Regions from separate parts of the Homo sapiens genome. Here regions 1 and 3 are each linked to region 2. Evidence: chromatin loops called from intact Hi-C (ENCODE). Cell type or tissue: heart left ventricle. All regions are shown on one strand. Links, peaks and the distances in the headings refer to the core of each region. The heading gives the core; the rest is flanking DNA. Region 1 overlaps LOC400499 (putative uncharacterized protein LOC400499). Region 2 holds the start of LOC124903643 (a long non-coding RNA gene). Region 3 holds the start of LOC400499 (putative uncharacterized protein LOC400499).

Region 1 (10,527 bases), core at 1,487-9,486, 230 kb before region 2:
CCTAATCTAAATAAGCTCCTTGGTCACTCTCAGTCACTTCAGTACGTTTTCTCCGTATCATAGTACTATCTGGCATATTTCGTTTGTGTGATTTCGGGGAGTCAATCTCCCCCGCTAGAGTGGACACTTGATGAGAGGAAGGATTGATCAGATCTGTTTTAGGTCACGCCCCAGCTTCTGAAATAGTGCCTGGCACCTAGTAGATGCTCCATAAATCATGCAATAAATCCAGCTCAATAAATCCAGCACATTGTGTCCATTTCACAGCCTTGTCTGTCCTTCCGCCCAGGAACCGGGACACTAGGACAATTTTTCTTTTCTCAAAGGGCTGTCCCAGAGGCCCCCCACCCCAGCGTGCTCCGGCCCTGGGCTGACCTCCACACACCTGCAGAAAGGTCTGTTCCAGTTTGATGAAATTGTTGAGACCGGCCTTAGCAGCTACCTGCCGGGTGCTGATGTGAAAATGACGCTCCTCCACGCCCAAGGCGAACATGCTCTGAACCTCACCCTTGGAGTAGTGTAGCTGGGTCAGAAAAAAAAAAAACCACCACAAAACACGATAAAGCTCCTCATCAGGGCTCTGATGGAACATTCCAGGAGATGCTGGCTGTAGGCCGAGGGCTCTGCCTCCCAAAGTCCCAGGCCCAAGAGACCCACAACTCCCTGGGCTGGATGAAGTTTGATGATGCGAGGGTTTGGAGCCTCAGGTTAGGCCATCAAGCGTGGCCATGGCAACTATCTCCTTCATGCCCTCCCTGCTATAACATTGACTTGAAAATATCTACCAGCCTGGCACCAGCAGCCAAGAATTCTAGTTGTAGTACTGTTGCAGACAGCAGGGGGCAGTCTAGCAGAAAGAATTATGCCTGGGTGCGTGTCAGCATCAAACACAACAGAACTCCAAGTGTGGATCTACCACTGAGAGGTGAGTGATCTCCAGCTAGTTCCTTAACCACCCAAGCCTTCTAATCCAAAAACAGGGATAAGGACACCTATTTTATTACGGGTTGCTGCGAAAATTGTATGAAATAATGTGCTAACTTCCAGGTTGGCTGAAAAGCAGAATCACTGCGGGGGAACTTATTAAAAATACAGATTCTGGGCTCCCACTTAAAACCTACAAAAATGGAGTCTCTGGGAAGATGTTCCAGAGCTGTTTTTTTTTTTTTTTTTTTTTTTTTTTGAGAAGGAGTCTTGCTCTGTTGCCCAGGCTGCTGAAGTGCAGTGGCACGATCTCGGCTCACTGCAACCTCTGCCTCCTGGGTTCAAGTGATTCTTCTGCCTCAGCCTCCTGAGTAACCAAGATTACAGGCATGTACCACCACACCCAACTAATTTTTGTATTTTTAGTAGAGATGGGGTTTCGCCATGTTGGCCAGGCCAGTCTCGAACTCCTGACCTCAGGTGACCTGCCCACCTCGGCCTCCCAAAGTGCTGGATTACGGGTGTGAGCTACCGCACCCAGCCAAGAGCTGGTATTTTTAACGCGCTCACTAGAGGCGTCATTTCGTTAGTGATACCCCTTGTCAAAAATGTTCAGCCTGAATCTTATCTTCAAGAAACAATCGGACAAATCCACATTAGGAGGATGTTTTGCAAAATAACTTCCTGGACACTTCAAAATTGTCAGTGCAGGATTTTTTTTTTTTTTTTTTTTTAGACAGAGACAGGGTCTGTCTGCTCTGTCATCCAGGCTAGAGTGTGCAGTGGTGTGAACACAGCTTACTGCAGCCTCAACCTCCTGGGCTCAAGCAATTCTTCCATACCTCAGCCTCCCTGGTAGCTGAGATACAGGTACACACCACCATGCCTGGCTGATTTTTAAATTTTCTGTAGCAATGGGGTCTCCCTAGGTTGCAGGCTGTTTTGAACTCCTGAACTCTAACAATTCTCCTTCCTTGGCCTCCCAAAGTGTTGTGATTATGAGTGTGAACCACTGCATCCAGTTGGGACTTTTCTGAAGGTGGTTAATGACAATAAAATGTTTAGGGGGAATTATATCTGCAACTTACTTTGAAATGTATCCAAAAATAAGATGGATGGATAGAGAGCTATGTGATTATGTGAAATAAAATGTAAACAGGAAAATCTAGTATGTGGGTATGCACTGTAAAATTACTTCAATTTTTTAGTGTCTAAAAAATTGTATAATAAAATGTTGGGGGGCCAGATGCAGTGACTCATGCCTGTAATCCCAGCACTTTGGGAGGCTGAGGTGGGCAGATCATTTGAGGTCAGGAGTTCAAGACCAGCCCGGCCAACGTGGCGAAACCCCATCTCTACCAAAAATACAAAAATTAGCCAGGCATGGTAGTGCATGCCTGTAATCCCAGCTACTCAGGAGGCTGAGGCAGGAGAATTGCATAAGCCCAGGTGGCGGAGGTTGCGGTGAGTCGAGATCACGCCTCTGCACTCCAGCGTGGGTGACAGAGTGAAACTTCATCTCAAAAAAAGAAAAAATAAATAAAAAAATAAAAAAATAAAACATTGGGTAAGGAAGGGTAGGGTGTAGAAGGAAAATATTCTAGATCAGGAGTTGGCTTTTGGGTCAAATTTGGCCCACAACCTGATTTTATAAAAAGTTTTATTGTAACAGCCATGTCTATTCACTTACATATCGTCTATAGCTGCTTTTGTGTTACAGTGACAATTCTGAGTAGTTGTAACAGGGACCATAAGGCCTGCAACCCCCACAACATTTTACTTTACAATAAAAGTTTGTAGACCTCTGTTCTAGATTAAGAAAATTAAAAAGACATGGCAACTACGAATGCTGCGTGATCTTGGCCTGCATCCCGGATTTAAAACAAAACAAAACAGTTTTTTGAAAGAACATTAGTGGGAAAGCTGGGAAATTGTATATGGGCTGTACATTAAATGAAGGTATTAATTCAACGTTCAGTTTCTGGAATGTTGTAATTACCGTGTTAAATCAGAAAATATCCTTGTTACAGGAAATAGTTGAAGTATTTCAGAGTAAAAAGTTGATGTCTTCAGAAACGTCTCTATATTAATTCTTAATGATACAGAAAAAATGTGTGATGATACAAATTTATGTAACAGATAAGAAAGATGGAAAGATATTAACAATTGGTCAATGTTCACTGTCCTACAGTAGCTTTTATATAGGTTGAAATAACTCAAAATAAAACTTGGGAAAAAACTAAGAAGCTCCCGGAATGGAGCCAGGTGTGGTGGTACCACCTGTAGTCCCAGCTACTCCAGAGGCTGAGGCAGGAGGATCACTTGCACCCAGGAGTTTGAGGCTGCAGTGAGCTATGATCACGTCACCACACTCCAACCTGGGTGACAGAGCAAGACCCTGTCTCAAAAAGACATTCTAAAAACAAAAAATAAGGCTGGGCGCAGTGGCTCACGCCTGTAATCCCAACACTTTGGGAGGCCGAGGTGGGTGGATCATTTAAGGTCAGGAGTTTGCGACCAGCCTGGATATCACGGTGAAACCCTGTCTCTACCAAAAATACAAAAATTAGCCAGGCGTGGTGGCGCACGCCTGTCATTCCAGCTACTCAGGAGGCTGGGGCAGGAGAATCGCTTGAACCGGGGAGGCGGAGGTTGCAGTGAGCCGAAATTGTGCCACTGCACTCCAGCCTGGGTGACAAAGAGAGACTGTGTCTCAAAAAAAATTTAAAAATTAAATAAATAAATAAAGAAGTTCCCTGAATGACTGTGCAGTTGGAGCGAAGTTTGAGGAACTCCAAAATCACGTGTAAATGCGGCAGGGGACCCAGCACATAGCGCATGCTCTGTAGACAAAGGTGGCCTGGGCCAGGGCTGGGAGGGTGCCTACCAAAACATGGTGGCTGGTAGGAAAATGAAGTGACTAGTTACAGATGTAACCATTCATGCATGCACTCACCTATTCATGCCCTATTTTTTTTACTAAACAACTACTGTGTGCTGGGCCCTGTGCCAGGCACTAGGCATGCCCTCCAGGAGCTCCGGATCTGGGCACAGACAATGACAGCTCAGAGGGACAGAGGAACCTGGCCTAAGACTACTGGGCCCTCCTGTGCACTCCTACGACCCCTCAAGTCCTGCATGCAGGGCAGAGATGGGGGTGACGCTGGCTCAGCTCCAAAGGGCTGTGTCATCTGCTCCAGCTTCTACAAGTGTGCCAGGCTGGGTGAGGCAATGCCAGGCGCCAGGCACTGGGTGAGGAGGCCTCCCCCATCTCCCAAAGGGCTTGTGAGCCTGACTGGGGGCCACGGGGGCTGGCCCAGGAATGTAAACCTGGGTATGTTTGGGAAAGCTGGAGCCAGGGGTTTCCGAGGGTTGCCCACCGGAGCCTGCTGCAGGCTGGTGAACAGATGTGCATGTATTAACACTCCCCAGAGGGGCCTGGCCCCCTCCTGCCTCGGGCTGGGCATCTGGAACCAGTTAGGAGCCAGGCAGCTGGGGCACAGTTACCTTAGCTGAGGCTGAGGCTGAGCTGGGGCAGAGACCCAGGAGGAAGGGGAGGCGATGCCGGCCTGAGAACAGCAGCTCTTTGCTAGAAGGAAGGAAAGAGAAGGCCTGAAGCTGGCAAGACAGCACCTTGTCCAGTGCCCCCAGGGCCATGTCGAGACCAAGGGGACTTCCCCGAGAGAGAGTCAGAGAGCCAGGATCACATCAGTGGCCCAGTTCAGGGCTATTCACACACCCCGAGGCCCAAGGGCCATACGGTGCCCTGGTTAGGGCTGGACTCTGGAGCCAAGTTACCTAGATTTGAGTCCTGGCTTGGCCTCTGCCTAGCTCTGGCACCAGGAGCAAGCTTCTTGGTTGTCCCTCTCTGAGCCTCAGCTTCCCCTGAGCCTCAGTTTCCCCATTGGTATCAAGGGTTAAACATGGCTCTGGGCTTCAAGTCTTCCATGAGTCCATCAATGAGCTTTCTTGGGTTGGTCCCATGGGAGTCCCAGCAGGGTCTGGACAGCAGGATTTTAACCCCCTGACTCCCTCCCAGGGATCCTCCTCACATAGCACCCCTCCCCTCACTCCTCCAGGCCAGGGTGGTTACAATCTCCACGTTTTTCTCTTTTTCTTTTTTTTTTTTTCCTTCTTCACTAGAGACAGGGTCTTTCTCTGTCACCCAGGCTGGAGTGCAGTGGTGCCATCTCTGCTCACTGCAGCTTCGATCTCCCAGACTCAAGTGATCCTCCTGCCTCACCCTCCTGAGCAGCTGGGACTACAAGCATGCGTCACCATACCAGGCTCATTTTTAAGATTTTTTGTAGCGATGGGGATCTCACTATGTTGCCCAGGTTGGCCTCGAGCTTCTGGGCTTAAGCAATCCTCCCACCTCGACCTCCCAAAGCACTGGGATTACAGGTGTGAGCCGCTGTGCCAGGCCTCTCTCCCCTGTTGCTAACTCCAGGGTGCTACACCCTCTTGTCAGGTTCCTCTCCACCTCCATGTCTCAGCCTTGGCACAGCTGACATCTTGACTCCTGGCCTTCACAGTCGTGGGTGTGTCCTAGGCACTGTAAGATGCTTAGCAGCATCCGTGGCCTCTATACACTGACTCTCACAGTGTCCTCCTCCCCACTGTAGCAACCAGAAATTCCCCAGACTTTGCTGAAAGTCCCTGGGGGGAAACTCGCCCCTAGGTGAGAACCACTGGTCTACCCCTTCAACAAGTGGCTTACTCACCCCCTCCCTCACTGCTGAGACCTGAGGGCTAGAGCCTGGCTGGTGGCCCCTGACTTACTGCACACGTAAGAGCACCAAGCGCCTCACCAGGCCCCCAGGCCTAAGGGCAGTAATAGTTATTAATAAGTGTTTGGGGCCTTGGATGCACTTAGTTTCTGAGACTGAGAACTCATCAGTGCCCTGCCTGGAGAGGATGAGGGATTTTTATAGCTGTGTGACCTTGGAAAAGTTACTTGGCCTCTCTGAGCCTCCCTGCCCTTGTTTATGCAGCAGTGCTGAGCAGAGAATTGAGAGGTGCTGTGTCCAGCGATGGTGCACAGCAGGTACCCAGTCAATGGTTCCTCCCCCGACTCCTCTCCTCCTGGGGGCCCCCCTCACCTGACTGCCTGGTTCTGGCCACGGACGTCAAGGACCAAGGTGGCCTGAGAATCGCAGGTCAGCTGCAGTGAGGAGCTCATCTCTTCTGCCTCCCAGAGTCCTTGGAACACGAGCTGAGGAGGGAGCAGGCTGTGAGATGTGTGGGTGTACATAGCCTGAGGAGCCTCACAGGCTGGGTGGGGACCCCAGCCGAGCTCTATAGCCCAGCACGTCCCTGTCCCTAAGCCCAGCATGGCCTGGCTCATCCAACACTCTCACAGGTGCTGAGGATACAGGGCCGGAGTCAGCCCCTATTGCAGCTCAGGTTGGCAGTGCCCACCGAGGGACCTCAAAGGACAGCTGCAGCCCAGACGTCGACAGAGAATGTGCTCCCGGGAGGGCTCCCTGTCACCTGACCTCGAGGCCAGGAAAGGGTTTAGATGAAGCCAAGGGCACAGGGTATCCAGTCCACTCAGTTGTGGGGTACAGGGCTGAGATCCTTTGCAGGAGGGGTGACATCCTGGCCCCCTGACCCCCTGGGAGCTGCTCCCTCCTCCTACAGCAGAGTGGACTGGGGCAGGGGTTGCTGGGTAATCTGAAACAGGAGGGTGTGAAAGAAGCATTGGCGCCTGGCTCTAGAATAGGCTCTGTGGCTCTTGGAGAAGGAGGGCCCAGCCAAGCAGGACGAGTTCATGCCAAGTGACAGTGGTCAGGGCATGGCCCCATGTGGGTTCCTCTTCACCGAGGCAGGAGGACACCGTGAGGAAGGGCCTGGGTGCCAAGTCTGAGTCCCTATTTTGCTGCTAACTTGCTAGGTGACCTTGGGCAAGTCACCCACACTCTCACGTGTGACCCAGAGATGATGATGATGACGATAATAATCACTGTCAGACCATCAGCATCTTCTTCTTCATCTTTGCCTTCATCACAGCAGGTGCTTAAGGATCTACTCAGGCATTAATGGGATGAACTCACTCGATCCTCACAACCTCCACATTATAGGTAATATCATCATCCCTGTTTTGCAGATGAGGAGATGAGGGCACAGACAGGTGAAGGAATTTGCCCAAGGCCACACAGCTGGCAAGCAGCAGAGCTGGGATCTGAACATCGGAGAGGGCCTTGGTAAGGACGGTGCCATCCTGCCTTTCTCTGGAGCCTGAGGAGGATGAGACTGACGAACGCCCATAAACCCTTTGAAGGGGGCTGGGCACAGGGCAGGGCTTGACAAGCAGGAGCTTTGATTCTGACCCAAGATTGCAGGGCAGAAGGACGCAGGGCAGGAGCCAGACGAGGCTCCAGGGCACCCATCCACACCAGCCCTGTGATTGGAAATGCAGAGACTGCTCAGCAGACCTGGTTATAGCGATTATGAATGAAGCCTTTGTAAATTGTCAAGTACTGGGGAAACCCAAGGCCTGGTCCTCCCCACCCACCCTGCACACAGCGGGTCCTCTGCACACCAGGAATTGGACAGAGAGAACAGAATGTGGAGGGAGGTCCTGCTCCATCCACTCCTTACCTGGTTGGTGAAGGGCAGGCCCAGCCTCTGGAGAGCAGGCACTGTGTGGCTGGCACTGGCCACCAGCTGCAGTGGGCCACGTCGTGGCCGAGCCACCAGGGCTGCCAGGTCCATGCTGACTCCACTGTCCCCACCATGGAGGGCCACCCTGGCCTGGGTCTGGGTCTCTAGAGACAGAGAATGGCATGGGCTACTGAAGACAGCTTCACCTCCCTTCCCAGCCCAGGAACACACCAGACTACATGAGAGGCCATGCCCTGTGGCCCTCAAACACAACACCAGCAGGAAAGGGCAAGGCTGCCACAGCGTGGGTGCTGGGTGGGGTCAACCCCTTTGAGCCTCCGTGACATCATCTGTCATAATTTGTCCCTGAGGATCCAGGCCTGGGTGGCTCCTTCTCTCATTGAAGTTGAAGTTGCTGAAATGACACCTTCTCCAAGAAGCTTCCCTTGACTGCCCATCTGAAGTCCCTCCCAGTCCTTGGCTGCCAGGCATCCTCCATCCCATCTCCCTGGAGTGTGGTTTCCAGCACAACCTGAAATGACCTCGCTCACTTACTTATTAGGTTCCTGCTCCCCAAACTCTCACCCCACCAGAAGGTCAGTGCCTGGGGTCGGGATTTCCCTTAGGACAGCTCCTGACATGCAGCGGGGGTGCAGTGAGTGCTTTCTGAATGACTGTGGGATGAAAGGCTTCTCTGCAGGGATTCCTGAGGATTATGGGAGGGGTAGCCTGCAGAGGAATCAGCATGACGTCTGCTCCCCACAAATGGCCACTGCGGCCACTGACATCCACCTGCAGCCACCTGGCCCTGGCTGGAGGGTCCCGTCCTTCCCATCACCCCCTACAGAACAGGAGATTTTGGCTCACAGTTAGGAGTTTCTTCTTTGACTTAAACTCCCTTTGCTATACAGAGAAACTCATCGGGTCCAGGAGCCCCAGAGCAAACAGATGGCGCCGATTCTGTATCAGATGCCAGGTTCCCGTGGGGTGCAGCTCACGGCTCAGGCCCAAGTGACACTCAGCCAGGCTCCAGCACCTCCCATCTGGCCAGCAGGGTGGACGAGCTCCACAGCCCTGAGCCTCGACTTCCTTATCTATGAGGTGGGCACAGCCCGCCCGCCTCAAGGGACAGCGTCCAGAGTGAATGGGGTAACACACGGGAGAGGACCACTTGTGGGACATGCAGGTGGCCTCAGGAAATGCTTCCTTCCTTCCTCGTTCAACATTCAGCCACATGTACCTACTACATGCAGGGCACAAGGAGACAGGGGACACAATCCCCACACCTGGGAGCACCCGGCTGTCAGAGATACCAAGAATGTTAACGACAGGCAGAGCATCCCCAGGAGGTAGGGACAACAGACTGGACAGCAGTGGGAGAAGGGAGAAGTCACTCTTGGCTGGGGGCGGCCATACCAGGCATCCTGGGTCGGGAACTAGAGCGGCGTGGAGGTGGTCATCCAGAATGGCCTCCCCTCACTTGACTGTCATGTCCCTAACAAACCCTGAGGTCAACTCAGACTGGGGACAATTTCCCCATGTGATCCTGTCCTCTGTTCTCCCCTCAGGAGGCTAACGGCCAAAAATAAAGTGTTTTTTTTGCTGTTGTTGTTTTGTTTTTTTTTTTTTGAGACAGAGTTTCACTCTGTGGCCCAGGCTGGAGTGCTGTGGCGTGATCTCGGCTCACTGCAACCTCCGCCTCCCAGGTTCGAGTGATTCTTGTGTCTCAGGCTCCTGAGTAGCTGGGACTACAGGCATGCACCACCATGCTCAGCTAATATTTTTTGTAGAGACAGGGTTTCACCATGTTGGCCAGGCTAGTCTCGAACTCCTGACCTCAAATGATCCACCCGCCTTGGCCTCCCAAAGTGCTAGGATTACATGCATGAGCCATTGCACCCGGCCCCCAAAATAAAAAAATTTGAGGCCAACAGAAGGACTCCCCTAGGGGACTGGGGAGTCCCCGGGATCCTGAATGGTCAAGAGCCAAGTCTCCATAATCTATATGGGGGTCAGAGGATGGCTCTGGGTTCAATCCTCACTCCGTCATTACCAGCTGTGTGGCCTAGACCAGGTGACTCAACCTCTCTGAGCCTCCATTCCTCATCTGCAGAATGGGAATGGCATTCCTAACCCTATCTCATAGGCTCGTTCATGCACCCATTCGATACCTACTATGCACCCTACGGCGAAGCAGACAAAAGTCATCCCTGCCCTCACAGAGCACACATTCTGGTGATTCTAGCATAGAAAAATGAAAAACAAAGGTATTTGTATGCTACACAGTGTGTTCAAATGACAGAGCTGGGGAGAGGGATGGGAGGGGATGGGAGGAAACGGGGAGGTGGAAAAGAGAGGCCTCCCTGAGATGCCATTGGAAAAATACCTAAGGGAGGTGAGGGAGCCAGGCAGGCGTGTGGGAGAGACACATTCCAGGCAGCAGGATCAGCCCGTGCCAAGGTCCTGGGGCCGCAGCAAGCCTGGCGTGTTGAAGAATAGCAAGGAGTGGAACAAGTAGGGCTGGGGGCTGGGAGATGAGGTCAGATGGGGGAAGGGTGTGGATTCTGATGGCTCGCAGGCCCCTCTAAGAGCTTTGACTTTCACCCTGTGTGATCGGGACGGCTGTACTGTATTGTGCTCTCGTGTGCACACAGCTTGCCTGGCATGTATGCAGTAAGTGCTCAGCCAGTGCTGGCTCCTCTTGTTGCTTTTATCTTCCCACCATAATGGGTTGAACCGTGTCCCCCAAAAAGAGATATTGAAGTCCCACCCCCCCTCACCCTCTGTCCTGTGAATATGACTTTATTTAAAAATAAGGTATTCACAGATGTAATTAAGTAAAAACAAGGTCATATTCAAGTCGGACGGGCCCTCAATCCACTGTGGATTGTTTTTATTTTGAGACAGGGTCTCATTCTGTCACCCAGGCTGGAGGGCAGTGTTGCAATCATAGCTCATTGCAACCTCAACCTTCTGGCTCCAGTAATCCCCTGCCTC
Region 2 (10,527 bases), core at 895-8,894:
CCGCGCCTGGTCTGCCTAAATAATTTCTTTCTATCTCCTGTATCACCAGCACCACAGAGAAGTGGAGAAGGGGCCTCACAGTAGGTGGCAGGAACGCCCATCTCTTTGGGTCAGTGTGGCTGCCTTGGGTCCAGGCTTGCAGCCTGGGAATGGAGCCACAGTAGAGTGGTCCAGTTCTGGGCATTCATTGGTGGCTCACTCTCTATCCCATCTTCAGTGCTGGGGCAGAACTACTCAGTCCTCTTTCTGTAAATTCTTCTTCTGCTTACATCAGCCAAGTCTGTTTCTGCTGCTGGCAGCTGGGGACCTGGGCTCACCTATGGCCTGGTAAAACTGCCGTGAGGAGCAAATGAAACAATCCACCAAGGACTCAGCACAGTGCCTGCCCATGAGGGGCACACAGCACGTGCACAAGCCTGCTATTCACAGCATAGGCTGCACGCAGCGGCTCACGCCTATATTCCCAGCTGAGGTGGGAGGATCACTTGAGCCCAGGAGTTCAAGACCAGCCTAGGCAACATAAGGAGCTCCTGTCTCCACAAAAAATTTAAAAATTAGCCAGGCATGCCGGTGGTGCCTGTAGTCCCAGCTACTCCAGAGGCTGAGGTGGGAGCATCACTTGGCCCTAGGAGTTTGAGGCTTCAATGAGCCATGATTGTGCCACTGCATGCTAGTCTGGGTGACAGAGTGAGAACCTTCCTCAAAAAAAAAAAAAAAAACTATATATATATATATCTATATCTATATCTATATCTATATCTATATATCTATATATATCTATATATATCTATATATCTATATATATCTATATATATCTATATATATCTATATATATCTATATATATCTATATATCTATATATATCTATATATATATCTATATATATATCTATATATATATCTATATCTATCTATCTATCTATATATATATATCTATCTATATAGATAGATAGATAGATAGATAGATATGATTAGCCCAGCTCTGTCACCTGCCAGCCAGGAACCTGAGTACATCACATCACCTCCTGGCCTCAGTTTTCTCAACTGTAAGATGGGAACAGTAATAGTCCACTTCCCCATAGGTTTGGGGTGATGATTAAATGAGATAATGCACATAACAAGTGCTCAGTATTTCCCACTGATGATAGTGCTTGCCTTCACATGGTAACAGCATGATTTCTTTGAGTTTTATGAAATAAGAACTGAGTAGGTGTCCTCAAACTCAGAGGGAAAAAATACATTGGAGCTGGGTATGGTGGCTCACGCCTATAATCCCAGTACTTTGGGAGGCCGAGGCAGGCGCATCACGAGATCAGGAGTTTAAGACCAGCCTGACCAACATGATGAAACCCAGTCTTTACTAAAAATACAAAAATTAGCCGGGCGTGGTGGTGCATGTCTGTAATTCCAGCTACTCAGGAGGCTGAGGCAGGAGAATCATTTGAACCCAGGAGGTGGAGGTTGCAGTGAGCTGAGATCACGCCTCTGCACTCCAGCCTGGGCCGACAGAGCAAGACTCTGTCTCAAAAAAAAAAAAAAAAAAAAAAAAAAAAAAAAAAAAAAAACCCTGGAAATTTAGCATCTAACTTTAATTCCTAATGGAGCAATTCTCATGTTAATATTAGTAGATTTCCAATAGGAATCACAGGTATTTTTAATTCCACAATCTCATTTTAGATATACATAGCTGGCTACCTTTTTAACCTGTGTATTTTTTTTTTTGCATTGAAAAAATATTCTGGATAGTAAACTTTAGTTATTTAAACGCGTAACAAATTGTTCAAGGAAATGGGTACTGACGTCAACAACTTATTGTGAAATGCATCCAAAAAGTAAGATGTGTAGAGTGACGGATGCATGGGTGAATGGTTAGGTAGAGAGAGGGATAGAGGGATGGATGGATGGATGAGTAAACAAATGGGTAGAGGTTAGAGGGATGGTTAGAGGGAGACAGGAATGGATGCATAGATGGTCAGAGGTAGGGATGGATGGATGAATAAATGGATGGGTAGATGTATGGATGGGTAGATGGATGAATGGTTAGAGGGAGAGAGGGATGGATGGATAAATGGTTAGAGGGAGGAATGGATGGATGGATAAATGGATGGATGGGTGGTTAGAGGGTGGGAGGGATAGACGGGGCATGGATAGATGGGTAGACGAATGAATGATTAGTGGGGGGAAGAATAAATGGGTGAGTGGTGGATGCATGGGTGGATAGATGGGTGGATGGATGGTTAGAAGGAGGGAGGGATGGATGGGTGGGTGGGATGCATGGATGGGTGGGTGGATGGATGGATGGATGAATGGATGGATAGATGGATGGACAAATAGGACAAAATGTTATCTGGGTGATGTATACATAGGTATTCCCCGTATAGTTCTTTCAACTTTTCTTTATATTTGGACATTTTTACAATAAAACTTTGGAAGAAAGATTTTTAAAAAAAAAAAAGAAAAAAGAATGAAACAGAGAGAAAAGGACATCCAAAGTCTGGGCAAAGAAAAAAGATTCATCTTTAAAATAATCTTTTTAGGCCAGGTGCAGTGGCTCATGCCTGTAATCCCATCAATTTGGGAGGCCGAGGAGGGCGGATCACTTGAGGTCAGGAGTTCAAGACCAGCCTGGCCAACATGGTGAAACCCCATCTCTACTAAAAACACAAAAATTAGCCAGGGCCTCTGCCTCCTAAGCTCAAGAGATCCTACCCTCTCAGCCCCCCAAGTAGCTGGGAGTACAGGCGAGAGCCACCATGCCCGGATAATTTTTGTATGTTTCGCAGAGACATAGTTTCACTGTGTTACCCAGGCTGGTCTTGAACTCCTGGCTCAAGCAATCCACCTGCCTTAGCCTCCCAAAGTGCTGAGATTACACGTGTGAGCCACCGCACCCGGCCAACAATGTGTCGATGTGGATAACCTTGTTTGTTGACTGTCCTCTCAGTAGAAAGGGAGGTCCACTCTGCCAGGGCTGGGTCCTTATTAGGCATTCACGGCTGGATCCGCAGGGCTGAGCACTGCATCCAGCACATAGTAGCTGCTCAGCACATGTTCGTGGAGCGACTGAGTGTGTAAGTCAGTGAATGAACAAACGAATGAAGGGGTTCTCGCTCTGATACTTGTTCTGCAGCCTGGGAAACTGAAGCTCAGAGATGAAGTGACTTCACCGAGGTCACACGGACAGTGGGCGGCAGAACTGGAGCTACCTACGCAATTGGGATTATGAAATATTTCACAAGTGCCAAGAAGTGCACATGATGCAGGGCTCTAGAAGGCTTCCTCTTTGATTTGTCACAGTCCCTGCAGCAGAGAGGCAGCCCAAGGCTCTGCAAATCACTGCCACTTCATCACGGCTGCAGCCACCCTTGTGCAGGCCCCAGCTCGAGGTCTTCTCACTCGATGCTGGTATGGGGGTGATGATCATCCATCTGGCAGGTCACAAGGACAACCCTCGGGATGGGAAATCTGATCCTAATTGCTGAGTCACAGCTAAAGGGCAGAATGACGTCGTCTGTAACCATGGCATGCATTCCAAACTCAGCCCCAGCTTGGCTTCTCCTCAAGTTTGAGTGAGCCCCTGTCAGTCTACACCACCCCTCCTCATGTTCGGCTGTTTTCAAGCCGGCACACTGGCAAAGATGCTGCCAGGAAAGAAGGAAGCCAAGCCCAGGGAGAGGAGAGAGCTGGTTTGCTGTGGGTGGCCAGGAACAAGGTCCCGTGTGTGGAGGAGACAGAACACAGTCATGATATCAGGCCGGGAGCAGTGGCTGACTCCTGTAATCTCAGAATTTGGGGAGGCTGAGGTGGGAGGACGGCTCGAGCCCAGGAGTTCAAGACCAGCCTGGGAAACATAAGGAAACCCATCTCTATTTAAAAAAAAAAATCAGCCAAGCATGGTGGTGCATACCTGTAGTATCTGCCACATGGGAGGCTGGGGCAGGAGGGTTGCTTGAGCCCAGGAGGTCGAGGCTCCTGTGAGCCGTGATTATGCCATTGCACTCCAGCCTGGGCGACAGAGGGAGACCCTGTCTCCAAGAAAGAAAGAAAAAGAGAGGGGAGGGGAAGAGGGGAAGGGTAAAGGCCACATACTGGCATGTACAGCCTCCCCTGCCTGACCCCCATTCCCAGGAGCCCCTTTCAGAGAGTAAAGAGAGCTGGAACAAGGGAGCAATGCTGACGGAAGGACAGACAGACAGATGGACAGACTGCACTGGGGGCAGAAGGGCCCGCAGGCTCCAGACGAGCACGATCAGCAGGAGAAAGCAGGCCATGCGCAGGTGATGTGGGTGCCAGAAGCAACCCAGCAGATAGAGGAATTCCAATAACCGCACAGCACTCAAGTAAAATAAAAACACCGTGACTTCGCAGCAAGCCAGTATGGCCCCCTAGAGGCCAAGGGCAGAATTTTATTTTTATCTATCTATCTCTCTGTCTATCTCTCTATCTGTCTGTCTATCTATCTATTTTCGAGACAGAATCTCCCTTTGTCGCCCAGGATGGAGTGCAGTGATGTGATCTCGGCTCACTGCAACCTCCGCCTCCAGGCTTCAAGTGATTCCCCTGCCTCAGCCTCCCAGGTAGCTGGAATTATAGGTGCGAGCCATCGCAGCCAGTTAATTTTTGTATTTTTAGTAGAGACGGGGTTTCACCATGTTGGCCAGGCTGGTCTCTTAACTCCTGCCCTTGGCCTCCCAAAGTGCTGGGATTACAGGCATGAGCCACCGCGCTGAGCCTGTTGAGGCAAAGCATAACCCCAGATCCTCCTAGCCAATGGACCCCTCGCTTCTGAAACAGTTCCGGTGGTCAAGTTCTGGGCATGTCCTGGACTTCTTGGTTTTGCGCGGAGGAATCACTAGTTCTGGGTGTTGATAGACATCAAAGCTTTTCCAACTGTGCATGTCTGGGATACCTGACTTGCTGTGTTGGCTCAGTTATATCTGCCAGGTAACTTGACCTTCTGTTATCAACAGAGTAGGTCCAGTTTGGGCTGGTCTTGCAGTTGTGTTTTCTTGAGGAACGGTTTGGGCTCAACCTGTCTTTCCAATCAGCTGAAACTGGAGCATCCCTCAGCCTCAGTTTCCCCAATATCCTGAACTCTGCTCCCTACATCGTGCACAAAGGCCAGATTTCTTATGAAACCATGTGGTGCAGGGTTAGAAAGAGACAGCCCTGGCCGAGCATGGTGGCTCATACCTGTAATCCCAGCACTTTGGGAGGCTGAGGCAGGCAGATCACCTGAGGTCAGGAGTTCGAGACCAGCCTGGCCAACATAGCGAAAGCCCGTCTCTACTAAAAATGCCAAAAAAATTAGCCAGGCATGGTGGCCCATGCCTGTAATCCCAGGAGGCTGAGGCAGGAGAATCTCTTGAACCCAGGAGGCGGAGGCTGCAGTGAGCCAAGATCCCAGCACTGCACTCCAGCCTGGCCAACAGAGGGAGACTCTGTCTCAAAAAAAAAAAAAAAAAAAAGACAAAAAAGAAAGAGACAGCCCTTCTGTGCCCCCTGCCTGGGCAAATGACACCTCCACCCACATAGGCTCAAAGCTGGGGAGCAAGATATCCTCCTTACCACTGCCCTCTCCCACCCCCCACCTTTCCCAAACCCTCACAGGGCACAGCACAGACTACTCTGCACCCCAATATCCACTCTCCCCTTCTTCCAAAGCAATAGGACTTCCAATACGTAGCTGGGCACAGCTACCCAGAAATAAGACCACATTTCCCAGCCTCCCTTGTATATAGGTGTGGCCAAGGGGTTAAATTCTAGCCAATAGGATGTGTGCAAAAGTGAACTGCGCAGGTCCCTGCATGTGTCTCTAAGGGAAAGGGCAGGTCTACCTCCATCATTAGCTTCCCTTCTCCTTTCCCCTTCCTGGCAGTTGGAGTGTAGGAGAGGGTGACCATCCGATTTGGACAATAAGAGCAAAGACAATCGTTTAGGGAAAATGGAGCAACAAGGTAGGAGGAGCCTGGGTCCCTGATGCCTTGGAATAGCCAAACCAGAGCTGCGACACTTACTTACACCAGGACTGACTCTATGTTAAAGGGAAACAGAGGCCGGGTGTGGTGGCTTACGCCTGTAATCCCAGCACTCTGGGAGGCCGAGGCAGGCAGATCACTTGAGGCTAGGAGTTCGAGACCAGCCTGGCCAACATGGCAAAATCCTATCTCTACAAAAAATACAAAAATTAGCCGGGCGTGGTTGTGGGCGCCTATAGTCTCAGCTACTCAGGAGGGTGATGTAGGAGAATCATTTGAGCCCAGGAGACTGAGGCTGCAGTGAGCTGTGATTGCACCACTGCACTCCAGGCTGGGCAACATAGCAAGAAACTGTCTCAAAAAAAAAAAAAAAAAAAAAAAAGGAAACAATCGTTTGTTGTTTAAACCAGTTATTTTAAGTCTTCAAAATGGCAGGTGAACCAGTGTCCCAACTAATAAAATCACCAAGTTCTGTGCATTTTGCCTCGTGCTGGTCACCTCAATTCATCTACTTCTTTTCTTCTTTTTTATTTTGAGACAGAGTTTCGCTCTTGTTGCCCAGGCTGGAATGCAATGGCATGATCGGCTCACTGCAAACTCCGCCTCCCGGGTTCAAGCAATTCTCCTGCCTCAGCCTCCTGAGCAGCTGGGATTACAGGCATGTGCCACCACACCTGGCTAATTTTGTATTTTTAGTAGAGACGGGGTTTCTCCATGTTGGTCAGGCTCGTCTCAAACTCCCGACCTCAGGTGATCCACCCGCCTCGGCCTCCCAAAGTGGTGGGATTACAGGCATGAGCCACCGCACCCGGCCATCTACTTCTTTTCATCTCCACCGACCCCAACCCATGCAAAGACATGGTCCCCTCCATCCCTTCCCTCACTTCCTGAGCTGCAAACTCACCAGCTTTCTATCAGTTACTCGAATGTATCAGGCTCACTCCGGCAGCGGAGCCTTAACACATGCTACTGCCTGCTTCTTCCTCTCTTCATCTAATCACCTCCTATTTTTCCTTCAGATCTCAGCGTGACCACCAGCTCCTCTTCAAGAAAAGCTGTTAGTGACTACTCTGATAGGGCAGAGCCCCTGTTATGAAATCCCACAGCACCACGAACCTCTCCTGCATAACATGTATCATAAGTTAGGATTTAAAATCCCCTGAGGGGAACGAGGAATCCATTCCCCAGATCACAGACACACAGGGTTTTTCACTGCGGCACTGCTAGTGATAGCATAACGTGAGAAACTCAAGCATCCACCAAGAAGGAACTGGTTGAATAATCTATGGCACAGCCACACAGAAGAGTACTATGCAGCAATATAAAGAAATGAGGCCGGGCGCGGTGGCTCACGCCTGTAATCCCAGCACTTTGGGAGGTCAAGACAGGCGGATCACGAGGTCAGGAGATCCAGACCATTCTGGCTAACACAGTGAAACTCTGTCTCTACTAAAAATACAAAAAATTAGCCAGGCGTGGTGGCACACGCCTGTAGTCCCAGCTACTCAGGAGGCTGAGGCAGGAGAATCCTTTGAACACGGGAGGCGGAGGTTGCAGTGAGCCGAGATCATGCCATTGCACTCCGGCCTGGAAGATAGAGAGAGACTCGTCTCACAAAAAAAAAAAAAAAAAAAAAAAAAAAAGGAAAGAGAAAAAAGAAATGAGAAGGCCGGGCACAGTGGCTCACGCCTGTAATCCTAACATCTTGGGAGGCCGAGGCGGGCAGATCATCTGAGGTCAGGAGTTCCAGACCAGCCTGGCCATCATGGTAAAACCCCGTCTCTACTAAAAATACAAAAATTAGCCAGGTGTGGATGCCTGTAATCCCAGCTGCTCAAGAGGCTGAGGCAGGAGAATCGCTTAAACCCAGGAGATGGAGGTTGCAGTGACCCAAGATCGCGCCATTGCACTACAGGCTGGGCAACAGAGCGAGACTCCATCTCAAAAAAAAAAAAAAAATGTTTCCTTATCCTACAATGCAGTGGTCTCCAGGATATATGGTTAAGCAAAAAAAAATAAATAACTGTTCAGGTGTGGTGACTCACATCTGTAATCCCAGAACTTTGGGAGGCCGTGGCAGGTGGATCACATGAGGTCAGGAGTTCGAGACCAGCCTGGCCAACATGACAAAACCTCATCTCTACTAAAAATACAAAAATTAGCTGGGCATGGTGGCGGGCGCCTGTAATTCCAGCTACACAGGAGGCTGAGACAGGAGAATTGCTTGAACCCTGGAGGCAGAGGTTGCAGTGAGCCGAGGTTGCACCACTGCACTCTAGCCTGGGTGATGGAGTGAGACTCTGTCTCAAAAAAAATTTTAAATAAATAAATAAATAACAGTATCCAAGGATCAGAACTATGAATGCAAAGCATGCTACCTACCTTCTCAATACACCTGTGGTTTGTATATGTTTGTTCACATTTTCAAAGAAAAACGATGGAATGATAAAGCCAACATGGGTATTTACAGGGTAAGAGGAGGCAGACTGGTGATGGAGGGGTGGAAGCTCAGCTTCTCTGAGTGTGTCTTGTTTCAGAGTTTCTATTTGGTAAATGTAAATATTTTACAAAATTACAAAGTAAAATCAAAGACAAAAAGACCGATCCCTTAAAATAAAAAAAAAAAGTAAAAAACCCTGAGTATATGCCAATTTGGCATAACCACACTAAGAAGGATTATTGGAAGTGACTTTTTTCCTTTTTTTTTTTTTTCCAGACAGAGTCTCACTCTGTCACCCAGGCTGGAGTGCAGTGGCACAATCTCAGCTCATTGCAATCTCTGCCTCCTGGGTTCAAGCAATTCTCGTGCCTCAGCCTCCCGACATACCTGGGATCACGGGAAGGCATTGCCATGCCCGGCAAATTTTTTTGTAATTTTAGTAGGGATGGGGTTTCACCATGTCAGCCAGTCTGGTCTTGACCTCCTGACCTAAGGTGATCTGCCCACCTTGGCCTCCCAAAGTGCTGGGATTGCAGGTGTGAGCCACTGCACCCAGCCTCTTCTTTTTTTTTTTAACTTTCATTTGAAGTTCAGGGGTACAAGTGCAGGTTTATTACATAGGTCAACCTGTGTCATGGGGGTTTGTTGTACAGATTATTTCATCACCTAAGCATTAAGCCTAGTACACATTAGTTATTTTTCCTGATCCTCTCCCTCCTCCCACCCTCCACCCTCCAAAAGGCCCCAGTGTATGTTGTTCCCCTGTATGTGTCCGTGTGTTCTGCCATTGAGCTCACAGAAAGTGACTTTAAAATAGCATTTTGAGGCTGGGCACGGTGGCTTATGCTTGTAATCCCAGCACTTTGGGAAGCCGAAGCGGGCAGATCATGAGATCAGGTGTTTAAGGCCAGCCTGGTCAATATGGTGAAACCCCGTCTCTACTAAAAATACAAAAATTAGCCAGGTGTGGTGGCACATGCCTGTAATCCCAGCTACTTGGGAGGCTGAGGCAGAAGAATTGCTTGAACCCGGGAGGTGGAGGTTGCAGTGAGCTAAGATCGTGCCACTGCACTCCAGCCAGGGTGACAGAGCGAGACTCTGTCTCAAAAAACAAAAATAGCATTTTGAGCCAGGCACAGTGGCTCATGCCTGTAATCCCAGCACTTTGGGAGGCCAGGAGTTCGAGACCAGCCTGGCCAACTGTAATCCTAGCTACCCGGGAGGCTGATGCATGAGAATTGCTTGAACCCAGGAGGCAGAGGTTGCAGTGAGCCGAGATTGTGCCACTGCACTCCAGCCTGGGCAACAGAGCGAGACACCATCTCAAAAAAAAAAAAAAAAAAGCATTTTGAGCAGGGCACAGTGGTTCATGCCTATAATCCCAGCACTTTGGGAGGCCAAGAGTTCGAGACCAGCCTGGCCAACATGGTGAAACCCTGTCTCTATCTACTAATAATAAAAAATGAGCTGGGAGTGGTGGCACACATATGTAATCCTAGCTACCCAGGAGGCTGACGCAGGAGAATTGCTTGAACCCAGGAGGCAGAGGTTGCAGTGAGCCGAGATTGTGCCACTGTACTCCAGCCTGGATAACAGAGCGAAACTCTGTCTCAAAAAAAAAAAAAAAAAATAGCACTTTGATTGTATTATACCAGATATTATATATCTCTAGTGGGTTTTACCCTAAGGACAAAAGAACCACCATGAAACAGAACTACATTGAAATCCTCACCTGTACTCAGTTATCTTATAGGTAGTGATTATATTAGCATTCTGACAGTGAAGCTGTCAGGTTTTTGCCATCTCTTGCTTCCTCTCTCACCACATGATCTCTGCACATGCCTGCTCCCTCTTTGCTATCCACCATGAGTGGACACGGCCCAAGGCCCTCACCAAATCCAGCTGCCCAATCTTCAACTATTTTTTTTTTCTTTTTTCGAGATGGAGTCTTGCTTTGTCACCCAGGCTGGAGTGCGATGGCACCATCTTGGCTCACTGCAACTTCTGCCTCCTGGGTTCAAGCAATTCTCCTGCCTCAGCCTCCCAGGTAGCTAGGATTACAGGCGCCTGCCTCCACACTCAGCTAATTTTTTGTATTTTTAGTAGAGATG
Region 3 (10,527 bases), core at 1,085-9,084, 110 kb before region 2:
TGAAGGGCAGAGAGAGAGACAGCAATGTCACCTTGAACCTGCAGCCCTCTGGGATCCCAACTCCACCTCCAGCCATCCTTGCTCACACCTCTCTCTCTCCATCTGGGCCCTGAGCTGCCTGTCCCCAGCTTGGGGAAAGGTTGGGTAGCTGCATACCCTCATAAGGGTGAAAAAGAAAATAAAGATAATAACAGTAAGTGCTCAATAAGTACTAGCCAGTGTCATCATGGGCCAGGCTTTCTTCTAATATCAAGGTTTCTCTGCCTGGGCACTATTAATAGTTGGGGCCAGGGAATTCTGTTTGTGAGGGCTGTCCTCTGTGTTGTCAGGAAATTTACCAGCATCCCTGACCTTTACCCACAAGATGCCAGTAACCCAGCCCAGTTGTGACAACCAAAAATGTCCCCAGACTTTGCAAAATGTCCCCAGGGGAGGGAGGGCCACAATCACCCCAGTTGAGAAGCATTCATCTACAGTAACTCAGTTAAGCTTCATAACCAACTTTGAGGTGAATACTCTTTTTTCTCCATTTTACAGAGGAAGAAACTGAGGCTCAGAGAGGTTAACTAACTTACACAATCCGCAGCTGGGATTCCACCCTTGGGAGTCTGACTACTCACCTATCATCTTGATGGATATCAAGTGGGGCTGGCAGGGGTTAGGGTGGGTTGTTATTCTGATCTTTATAGAAGATAAAGCTGTAAAGCTGCCCAGCCTTGGGGGATCTGGGGGTGAGGAGAGTAACTGCTCTGGGGAAGAGCTGATTTAGGGAACAGAGAGGTCTGTAATTATCCAGCCAAATCTCTAACCTTCTATTGAGGCCAGGGGATCAAGCGTGAAACCTAATTATAACATCTCACCCCTCCCCATGGCTTGTGATTGAACTGACATTTTCATGTCAATTTCCTTGAGACAGAACCACACCTCATATTCCTAAGATGCTTCTCTCTTTCCAAAGAATTTGTTCCCAAGGTTCTTTCATCTGCTCCACTCCAAAATGCAAATGGCATCACCTGGCCAAAGACATTTATTCCACCTGGGGCCCACAGGCATGAAGAGGAAGCCTTGGGGGCTGGGATGGCTTAAGGCATTTTACTCTGAGCTTGCTATTCATTTCTCTAACTCTGTGGGTGACCTTTCCAGAACTGGCCTTGGTCCTCCCAACTGGTATCTTTGGGAGCATAGTCAGGGCCCTCTGGGGCTGTCTCTAATCCCATCTTACAGCTTCACTCCCATTGGGCCCTGTACTGGGCTCAGGCTCCTGGTCACCAGAGGTGTGATCAGGCGTCCTGAGAGAATCACTCACCTGTGCACGCAGTCATGCAGGAGGCCACCTGCCCCACCTGCGAATCTGGAATTTCTGAAATCGCAAATCAGATGGAACCAGGGTGAGGCCAGAAAGAGGCATAAGATAGCCCCACGCTATGGGCCACTGACCTTACTCTGGGAAGAAGATGAGAAATGATAATGCCAGCTCTCCCCAGACTTTGCAAAATGTCCTCAGGGGAGGGAGGGCCACAAAGACTGGAAGTGATTGCCCTACCCTTTGTCCAATTTGCTCTTGTTCATCTTGGGTACTGGCACCATCATCCCTGATAGCTCAAGCTGCCAATCATTCGTGCTTCCACATCCCTCATCACTACCTGAGTCCAATATGTCAGCAAGCTCTGCCAATTCCATCAACAAATACAGGTCTCCATTCCTCCCATCCATCAATCCATCTACCCATCCCCACTCCCATCCATCCACCCACCTGCTCCCTGCTCCTATCCATCCATTCATCCATCCAACCACCCCCACCCCCACTCCTATCCACCCACCCCCAATTCCCCTATCCATCCACCCACCCGCTCCCCTCTCCTATCCATCTATCTGCCCACTCCCCACACCCCTCCTATACACCCACCCCCAACCCCCCTCCTACGCATCCATTCACCCACTCCCCCTCCCATCCATCCACCCACCCCCAGCCCCCCTCCTATCCATCCATCCACGCATCACTTCCACCTCCTATCCATCCACCCACCCCCCCATCCGTCCATCCACCCCCCAACCCCCCAATCCATCCATCCACCCACCCACTACCCTCTCCTATCCATCCATCCACCTACTCACCCATTCCCCCTCCTATCCATCTACCCACTCACCCACTCCCTCTCCTATCCATCCATCCACCCACCCACTCCCCGCTGTTATCCATGCATCCATCCATTCACCCACTCTCCCTCCTATCCATCCATCCACCCAGCCACCCACCCTCTCCTGTCTCCTATCCATCCAAGTGACTTGCCCAGGTGCACACAGCTGGCTAACGGTGGAGCCTTAGGATTTGAACCCAGGCACTCTGGCTCCAGAGTCCCCAGCCATACCCTCATCCTGAATGAATCAGACAGTAAGTGAGCAAATGAGTAATGAATGGAACACCAGCAAGACCAAGAGGCTGCTGCAGGAAATAGCAGGAGCTGGTGCTGCTCCCTGTTGAGTGTCTCCCTTCTCCCACCATCGAAGGGGCAGAGGACAACCAGGGCATGAGCAGATGTGGTGAGGTGGCCCCTCGGCCCCCAGCTCAGGCTGCTAAGAAAACTGCCAGAGATTCCTGGAGCTCCCTCCCTGGGAAGGCCAGCACCCCTCCCTCCCTCCCTCCAGCCACCCAGCCCTTCCACTGCCACCTACTTTCAAACCTCGTTTCCCCTTCCTGCCAGCCACTTGCAGGATCTTTCCCAGGCATCACCCGTGCCCTCCTATGCATTAAGCAGGCATTCATCTGCAGCCATTTCCATAGGATGGCATTTCAATAATACCACTTCCATCCTCAAAACCACCCCGCTGCACCTCGACTGGTCATTGCTACACTTGCTGACCTGTTTAATCCCTCGAAAAACACATTGTGCCTGGGTACGGTGGCTCATGCCTGTAATCCCAGTACTTTGGGAAGCTGAGGTGGGTGATGGCTTGAGCTCAGGAGTTCGAGACCAGCCTGGCCAGCATGGCGAAACCCCCTCTCTATAAAAAATACAAAAATTAGCCGGGCGTGGTGGTGCACACCTGTGGTCCCAGCTACTCGTGGGAGGTGGGAGAATTGCTTGAGCCGACAGGTGGAGATTGCAGTGAGCCGAGATCGCACCACTGCCTGGTGCGATCGTATTCCAGCCTGGGTAGCAGAGTTAAGACCTTGTCCCAAAAAAAAAAAAAAAAGGAAAAACAAATCATTTCCCCAAAACGGGGAGGGGTGGAGGTAGGGTGCATTATATACTATTTTGTTTACACCCTTTAAAACATTGGACATGGTAAGATATCTGGCAGGGTTTTTTTCTCCTAAATATTTTGGCACATCTAACAAAACCCTCTTTGCATTCAAGTAGAATATCAACAGATAAAACCACATTTCAAAGACATTCAACCCAATCAATTTCCCTTCCAACTTTCCTTCAACTCTTTGATCACTCGGACACTGGGCACCAAATTAAACATATGTGTGCGTAATCATTACGTTCTCGATTGTGCACAAGCCCAGCATCCTGCTTGTTTGCTCAACAGACAATCCCTACATCTGCTTCACTGCTCAGCTAGGCTACAAAGCAGCCTGGCCCACCAGCCTCCAGCCACCATGACCTGCAGAAGTGAGCTGAGGTCTGAGAGCATTGTGCTTGAATTAAGCCTGTACCCCTTCCATTTCCTGAACGCTTGAACACATTTAAAATATTTTTTAAATTTCAGAAAAATGAAGTTCATGTCATGATAAATTCTTAACAGATTAACCAAGGATGGGAAAACACTGCACACTGGAGGTAATAAATTCTTCAATCAGATCCTACTCACTTCCAGGAAGAGATCTGAAATGGACTGAAATGAGTGTCATCTCTAGCCAGCAAATGAAATCAAGTCCCATTTCAGCTTTCTCAGCTGTCAATTCTGATCAGTGTGCATTCTTTTATGAAACCAACACAATTTACCAAGTACCTATAGCATGCCAGACAGTGTTCTATGCTGAAATAAAAGCCCAAATATCAAAACAATTACATCATTTACAACAAATAAAAGACCCCACAATCTGGCCCGCGCTCTCCAGTATGTGGCTATGAAGCATCTAAAATGTTACTGGTTACAGAGAAACTTTTCATTTAATTTTAATTAAACAAAAAACCAATACTCAATTCACTTATTATAAGACTTTCAGCCTGGTGCAGTGGCTCATGCCTGTAATCCCAGCACTCTGGGAGGATCACTTGAGTTTGAGACCAGCCTGGGCAACATGGTGAAACCCCGTCTCCACAAAAAATATTTTTTAAAGAAAGAAAACTTTCAAATATGTTTGAAACAACTTGGCACAGTAGGTAAACCTACTTTCTCAACTCTAAGTTTTAAGAAATCTAAAGACAGATCAAGTATTTGCAATGAAAACTTAGCATCTGAATTGAAATATGTCGTAAGTATAAAATACACATTAAATGTTGAATGGGAAATAAATCTCATTAATACTTCCTATTGATTACATTTTCTAATTATATATTGGATATATTGGGTTAAGTAAAATGTTATTAATTTCACCTGCCTTTTTAAAAATTTGTATGTGTGGGTACTAGGAAAATTAATATTACTTGCATTTTTTTGTTGCTGAGACAATGTCTCACTCTGTCGCCCAAGTTGGAGTGCAGTGGCATGATCTCGGCTCACTGCAGCCTCGACCTGCTGGGCTCAAGCTCAGTGGGTCCAGAAGGCAGCATTTTCTCACTCAGGGCTTCAGATCTGGTCTCTGCAGCTCCCCAATCCCTGCCTTGTCTGAGTTTCCAGAGGATGCTGGTGGAGCATGTGAGTGAGAGATGAGGATTCACCTGTCATCTCTCGCTCCTCTTCCCCATGAAAAGCAAAACAAAAGGTGGCAGCGGAAAGGCAGGTCAACAGGCATCTGGCTACAAAAGCGCAATCCCCGGCGCATCTGGACTGCCCCTTGCTTCGCTCCAGACAGGACCAGGAACGCGCAGCAGTTTTACTTACTCTCCGCAGTCACTGCCATCAGCGGCCAGAGCAGGACCAGACCGAGGAGTCCCACGGGGGCCGGCATCACTTCCTGGGCCAGCCCCGTGCCACCAGCCTCAGGCTCCAGAGCAGCTCAGCGTGGTCCTGAAAGGAATCTTTTTCCCCAAAGAGGAGGGCTCAGCTTTAACCCACTCTCCCAGCCCAGGAGGGTAGAAGGGGAGGTGGGGGGCATTCAGAACAGAGATCCAGCCAGTCAGAAGCCTCCAATAAAGTTATTAGCACCCCGCCCGACAGAGAGGAGGGGAGGGGGCTCCTGACCAATGAGGGGAAAAAAAGCCTAGAGGGGAAAAAAAAGGAGCTTGACTACTCTCCTAGCCTTGTAAACAGAGATCTCAGGTCAGAAGGCAAGACGGTGTAGTGGTTGTTTCTTTTTAATTGCAGTATAATTATATTTTAAAAACATAAAACTGACCATTTTAACCATTTCATTTATTTTAAAAGACAGGGTCTCAGCTGGGCGCGGTGGCTCACGCTTGTAATTCCAACACTTTGGGAGGTCGAGGCGGGCAGATCACGAGGTCAGGAGTTTGAGACCAGCCTGGCCAACACAGTGAGACCCCATCTCTACAAAAAATTTAAAAATTATCTGGGCATGGTGGCGAGTGCCTGTAATCCCGGCTACTCGGGAGGTGGAGGCAGGAGAATCGCTTGAACCCGGGAGGCAGAGTTTGCAGTGAGCCAAGATCGCGCCACTGCACTCCAGCACTGCACTCTGGGCAAAAGAGCTAGATTCCGTCTCAACAAACAACAACAACAACAAGGTCTCAATCCGTCACCAAGGCTGGAGTACAGTGGTGTGGTCATGGCTCACTGCAGCCTACACCTCCCGGGCTCAAGCAATCCTCTTGCCTCAGCCTCCCAAGTAGCTGGGACTACAGGCACTGTGCCACCACGCCCACCTCATTCTTGTATTTTTTGTAGAGACGGAGTTTCACTACGTTGCCCAGGCTGGTCTTAAACTCCTGGGCTCAAGCGATCCACCTGCCTCAGCCTCCCAAAGTGCTAAGATTACAGGCATGAGCCACGGCACCCGGCCCATTTTAACCACTTTTAAGTATTCAGTTGAGTGGCGTCGTGTCCACTCATGACATTGCGCAACCATCACTACTGTCTAGTTGTGTAGTCTGACATTGGGTTTGTCTTTCCCAGTGCTCAGGTTAGGAAAAGCCAACGGGAGGCCTGACTTAGCAAGGCCTTTGGAAATGGCTCTTATCACAGCAGCAGCGGGTTTTTCAAAGCTCCAGGTTTAAGGCCTCCCAAGAGGACAAGGAAGTAATTCGGGAGGCCAGAGGTCTGCTCACACCTGCTCAGCGTTCATTCTAGGTCCCACATCTCTGCCTCTCTCCCTCAAACTCACCTCCACCCACACCTTTTGGTTTTCAAGGTGTGATTTTTGTTTGTTTGTTTTTGTTTTGTTTTGTTTTTTAAAGATGGGCTCTCACTCTGTTGCCCACGCTGGAGTGCAGTGGTGTGATCGTAGCTCACTGCAGCCTCAACCTCCTGGGCTCAAGTGATCCTCCCACCTCAGCCTCCCAAGTAGCTGGGTCTACTTGACTCAATTCTCCCATTTAAAGCACAAAACTCAACTGGCGCGGCAGCTCATGCCTGTAATCCCAGCACTTTGGGAGGCCGAGATGGGTGGATCACAAGATCAGGAGTTCAAGACCAGCCTGGCCAACATGGTGAAACCCTGTCTCTACTAAAAATACAAAAATTAGCAGGGCACGGTGGCATGTGCCTGTAATCCCAGCACTTTGGGAGGCTGAGGCGAGTGGATCACTTGAGGCCAGGAGTTCAAGACCAGCCTGGACAACATGGTGAAAACCCGTCTCAACTAAAAGTACAAAAAATTAGCTGGGCATGGTGGTGCCTGTAATCCCAGCTACTTGGGAGGCTGAGGCGGGAGAATCACTTGAACCCAGGAGGCAGAGGTTGCAGTGAGCCGAGATTGTGCCACTGCACTCCAGCCTGGGTGACAGAGTGAGACTCCATTTCAAAAAAATAAATTAATTAAATTAAAATAAAGCATACAACTCAATGGTTTTTAAGATAGTAAGGGAGTTTGGCAATCATTACCACAACCAATTTCATAATTTCCTCACTGCAAAAAGAAATCCCATACCTAGTAAACAATCACCTCTGGTGCCTCTGACCCCAGTCCTTGGCCACCACTGATCTGCTTTGTGTCCTTATGGATTTGTCTATTCTGGACATTTCACATAAATGGAATGGTTTAGTAGGTGGCCTTTGTCTGGCTTCTTTCACTCAGCATGACAGTTTTGGGGCTCAGCCACGAAACGTGAAATAGTGTGTCATTCCTTTCCGTGGCTGAATAATGCACTGAAAGGATAGACCACTTTCTATGTAGCCATTTATCTCGTGATGGACAGTTAAATGTACTTTTAATGGAATTTTCTTAGAGTCAAATTAAGACACAGTTGACTGGTTGGCACACCATGTTTTATGAAAACTTAATCATTTATGCTTTTAGACTTGGCCCATTTTCTTTTCATATTTTGAAATCAATGATTCTACCTCCCTTTTCCCAAGCTCAAGCATTTTCCTTTATTTTCTTTTTTTGAGACGGAGTTTCGCTCTTGTTGCCCAGGCTAGAGTGCAATGGCGCAACCTCGGCTCACTGCAACCACCACCTCTCAAGTTCAAAGCGATTTTCCTGCCTCAGCCTCCCGAGTAGCTGGGACTACAGGCATGTGCCGCCACGCCTGGCTAATTTTGTGTATTTTTAGTAGAGCTGGGGTTTCACTATGTTGGCCAGCCTGGTCTCGAACTCCTGGCCTCAGGTGATCCACCTGCCTCGGCCTCCCAAAGTGCTGGGATTACAGGCATGAGCCACTGAGCCTGGCCCCCAGCTCAAGCATTTTCTCTAGCAGGGTTCAGGAGCACCTGACCCACAGGGATAAAGACCTAAAAGACCCTTCAGCTCACAGCTGCTTGGGGACTACGATGGGTTCGGGCGTGGCTGCCAAATGCTGTGGGGAAGAGCATCCTGGGGGGCGAGTGGGGGGGTGCTGGCTTGGAGGAGTCAGTGGGGAAACGAGATGCACAGGCAGAAGATCTTCAGCACACCACAGACAGACCTCACGCAGAGAAAGGAACAGTTATTCTGGCAGGAACTCGTGGAAGCAGTTTACAAAGGAGAGATTTCCCTGGATCTCAAAGAATAGATGGCATTGTTGTTAGGAAACTATCAGACTAGGCAAAGCATTCCTTGTATATTGACTCATTCATCAACTTCTCCTGCAAAATCCCTGCAAGGTGAACTAGGTCATCCCATGGTACAGATGAGGAAACAGAGATACAGAGAGGTTAAGACACTTGCCCTAAGTCACACAGCTCAGGAGGATTTTAACCCCATCTGGCTCCAGAGTCCCTGCTCTGTTAGCTCTGGCAGCTTTGGTCCATCACTTTCTTTCTCCGTCTTCTCCCCCAGGAGACTCAAGTCTCTGACCACAGGCCTGAATTCCTCCCCCATTCAAAGTCAGGAGCCTGAGCAGAGACCTTGCAATTCTCAATGCGATGGCTTCTCGCCAATCACAGTGGGTATTGGCTACAAATGCAGATTCCCAGGCCCATTCCAGACCAGGACAATCAGACTCCCTAGGGTGGGGCCCTCCCTCCAGGCCATTCTGATGACCAGCTGTGTTTGCATTGCCCCAGCCTACCCGAGTCTGCCTGGGAAGGGTCTCTGTACCGCTGGCCTCACTTTGTGTCTACATTGTCACAGGCCCAAAACCCAGTAAGGTGGTTTGATAGAACATGGGGACACAGGATTCGATTCACAAAGACTCAGACCCTCCTATACAAGCCATCCACCATAGATCCAGCCTCCCACCTCCTCTTCCTCCCACCAAAGAAAGTCCTGCTTCTACCTAGAGAAAATTTACGGGGTTGGGGTTGGGTTTGCCAGCGACTGGGGATCGAGCTTCCTTCCAGTCAGTGTGAGTTCAGCCGGAGTATGGATTGAAGCCCATCAGGCTCAGGTCAGAGTCACCAGAGTTCAGAAGCCCTTTTGGTGGGTGCAGTGGCTCAGGCCTTTACTCCCAGCACTTTGGGAGGCTGAGGCAGAGGGATTGTTTGAGCCCAGGAGTTCAAGACCAGCCTGAGGAACACAGGGAGACCTTGTCTCTACAAAAATAAAAGCCGGGTGTGGTAGTGCACACCTGTAGTCCCAGCTACTCAGGAGGCTGGGGCAGGAGGATTTCTTGAGCGCAGGAGGTTGAAGCTGCAGTGAGCTGTGATCACGCCACTACACTGCAGCCTGGGTGACAGAGCAAGACTGTTTTTAAAAAAAAAAAAAAAAGGCAGCCTTTTCATTTGTGTATTAGCTTGTTCTCACACTGCTATAAAGAAAGACCTGAGACTGGGTAATTTATAAAGGAAAGTGGGTTAATTGGTTCACTGTTCGGGAAGGTGTACAGGAAGTATATGGTAGCACCTGCCTCTGGGGAGGCCTCAGGTAGCTTTCACTCATGGCAGAGGGCAAAGCGGGAACAGGCGTCTTACATGGCAGGCGCAGGACCGAGAGAGGCATGGCAGAGGTACCACACTCTTAAACAACCAGATCCCTCTGCTCTGCCTATTAATCCTTCCCTTTCCCTTACCACGCCCCCCACCAACCCCAAAACCGCTGATCTTTTTACTGTCTCCAGTTTTGCCTTTTCCAGAATGTCACAGAGTTGGAATCCTACAGTGTTTCTTCAATTCTTTTCAGAATGAAGCAGGTTTTTTTGTTTTTGTTTTTGTTTTGTTTTGTTTTTTGAGACAGGGTCTCACTCTGTCACCCAGGCTGGAGTGCAATGGCGCCATCTCAGCTCACTGCAACTTCCGCCTCCCGGGTTCAAGCGATTCTCCTGCCTCAGCCTCCCAAGTAGCTGGGATTACAGGTGCCCACCACCATGCACAGCTAATTTTTGTATTTTCAGTAGAGATAGGGGTTTCACCATGTTGGCCAGGCTGGTCTCAAACTCCTGACCTCAAGTGACCTACACCTGCCTCAGCCTCCCAAAGTGCTGGGATTACAGGTGTGAGCCACTACACCCGGCCTGAAGCAGCTTTCTTTTTAAACCACCAAAAGATATTTTGCAGAGCTAGGGTAAGCGGGTGAGAGAGCCACAGATACCCCATGATAGAGAAGAAGTAACCAGCAGGGGGCAGTGAGCTCCTCTCGCCTGGCCTTCATGAAGCACTCACTACTGCCACCTTATCTTCAACACAAAAGATGAACAAGAGGCTGGGCTAGGTGGCTCACGCCTGTAATCCCAGCACTTTGGGAGGCTGAGGCAAGCGGATCACTTGAAGTCAAGAGTTCGAGACTAGCCTGGCCAACATGTGAAACCCTGTCTCTACCAAAAAATACAAAAATTAGCCAGGCATGGTGGCATACACCTGTATAGTCCCAGCTACTCGGGAGGCTGAGGCAAGAGAATTGCTGGAACCCAGGAAGGGGAGGTTGCAATGAGCTGAGATCAC

What was found. A loop is a pair of places that touch in the nucleus more often than their neighbours do. Peaks named below come from ENCODE experiments on the same cell type or tissue, not always from the same donor. Only the 100,000 strongest peaks of a DNase experiment are listed, where the experiment ranks them.
Region 1: it touches region 2 in a loop (5-fold over the local background); 73 of 110 quality-filtered maps call a loop at or near these places.
Region 3: a loop joins it to region 2, with 2.4 times the contacts of the local background. A loop is called at or near these places in 91 of 110 quality-filtered maps.

The regions. Positions count from the first base shown.
Region 1 is chr16:11,406,815-11,417,341 of GRCh38, forward strand. LOC400499 (putative uncharacterized protein LOC400499) reads right to left here. Exons shown (of 67, transcript NM_001370704.1): 44 at 7,528-7,694; 45 at 6,027-6,139; 46 at 4,432-4,513; 47 at 386-523. Among named protein-coding and RNA genes, the nearest start is that of RMI2, 67 kb to the left of the region's middle. RefSeq lists an enhancer at 7,107-8,078. In heart left ventricle, for the core only: no CTCF peak of the experiment used is centred there; no DNase peak of the experiment used is centred there.
Region 2 is chr16:11,637,179-11,647,705 of GRCh38, forward strand. It overlaps LOC124903643 (a long non-coding RNA gene), which reads left to right and starts at 3,284. Exons shown (of 2, transcript XR_007064986.1): 1 at 3,284-3,774; 2 at 4,127-4,369. It also overlaps a transcript of LITAF not described here. RefSeq lists enhancers at 3,355-3,649, 4,599-5,262. In heart left ventricle, for the core only: CTCF peaks have their summits at 4,388 (motif pointing left) and 5,396 (motif pointing right); a DNase peak (open chromatin) is centred at 3,253; H3K27ac peaks cover 1,799 bases.
Region 3 is chr16:11,522,114-11,532,640 of GRCh38, forward strand. LOC400499 (putative uncharacterized protein LOC400499) reads right to left here and starts at 5,134. Exons shown (of 67, transcript NM_001370704.1): 1 at 4,996-5,134; 2 at 1,307-1,360. The coding sequence starts at 5,062. RefSeq lists enhancers at 4,463-5,397, 5,398-6,331. In heart left ventricle, for the core only: no CTCF peak of the experiment used is centred there; a DNase peak (open chromatin) is centred at 5,038; H3K27me3 peaks cover 1,069 bases.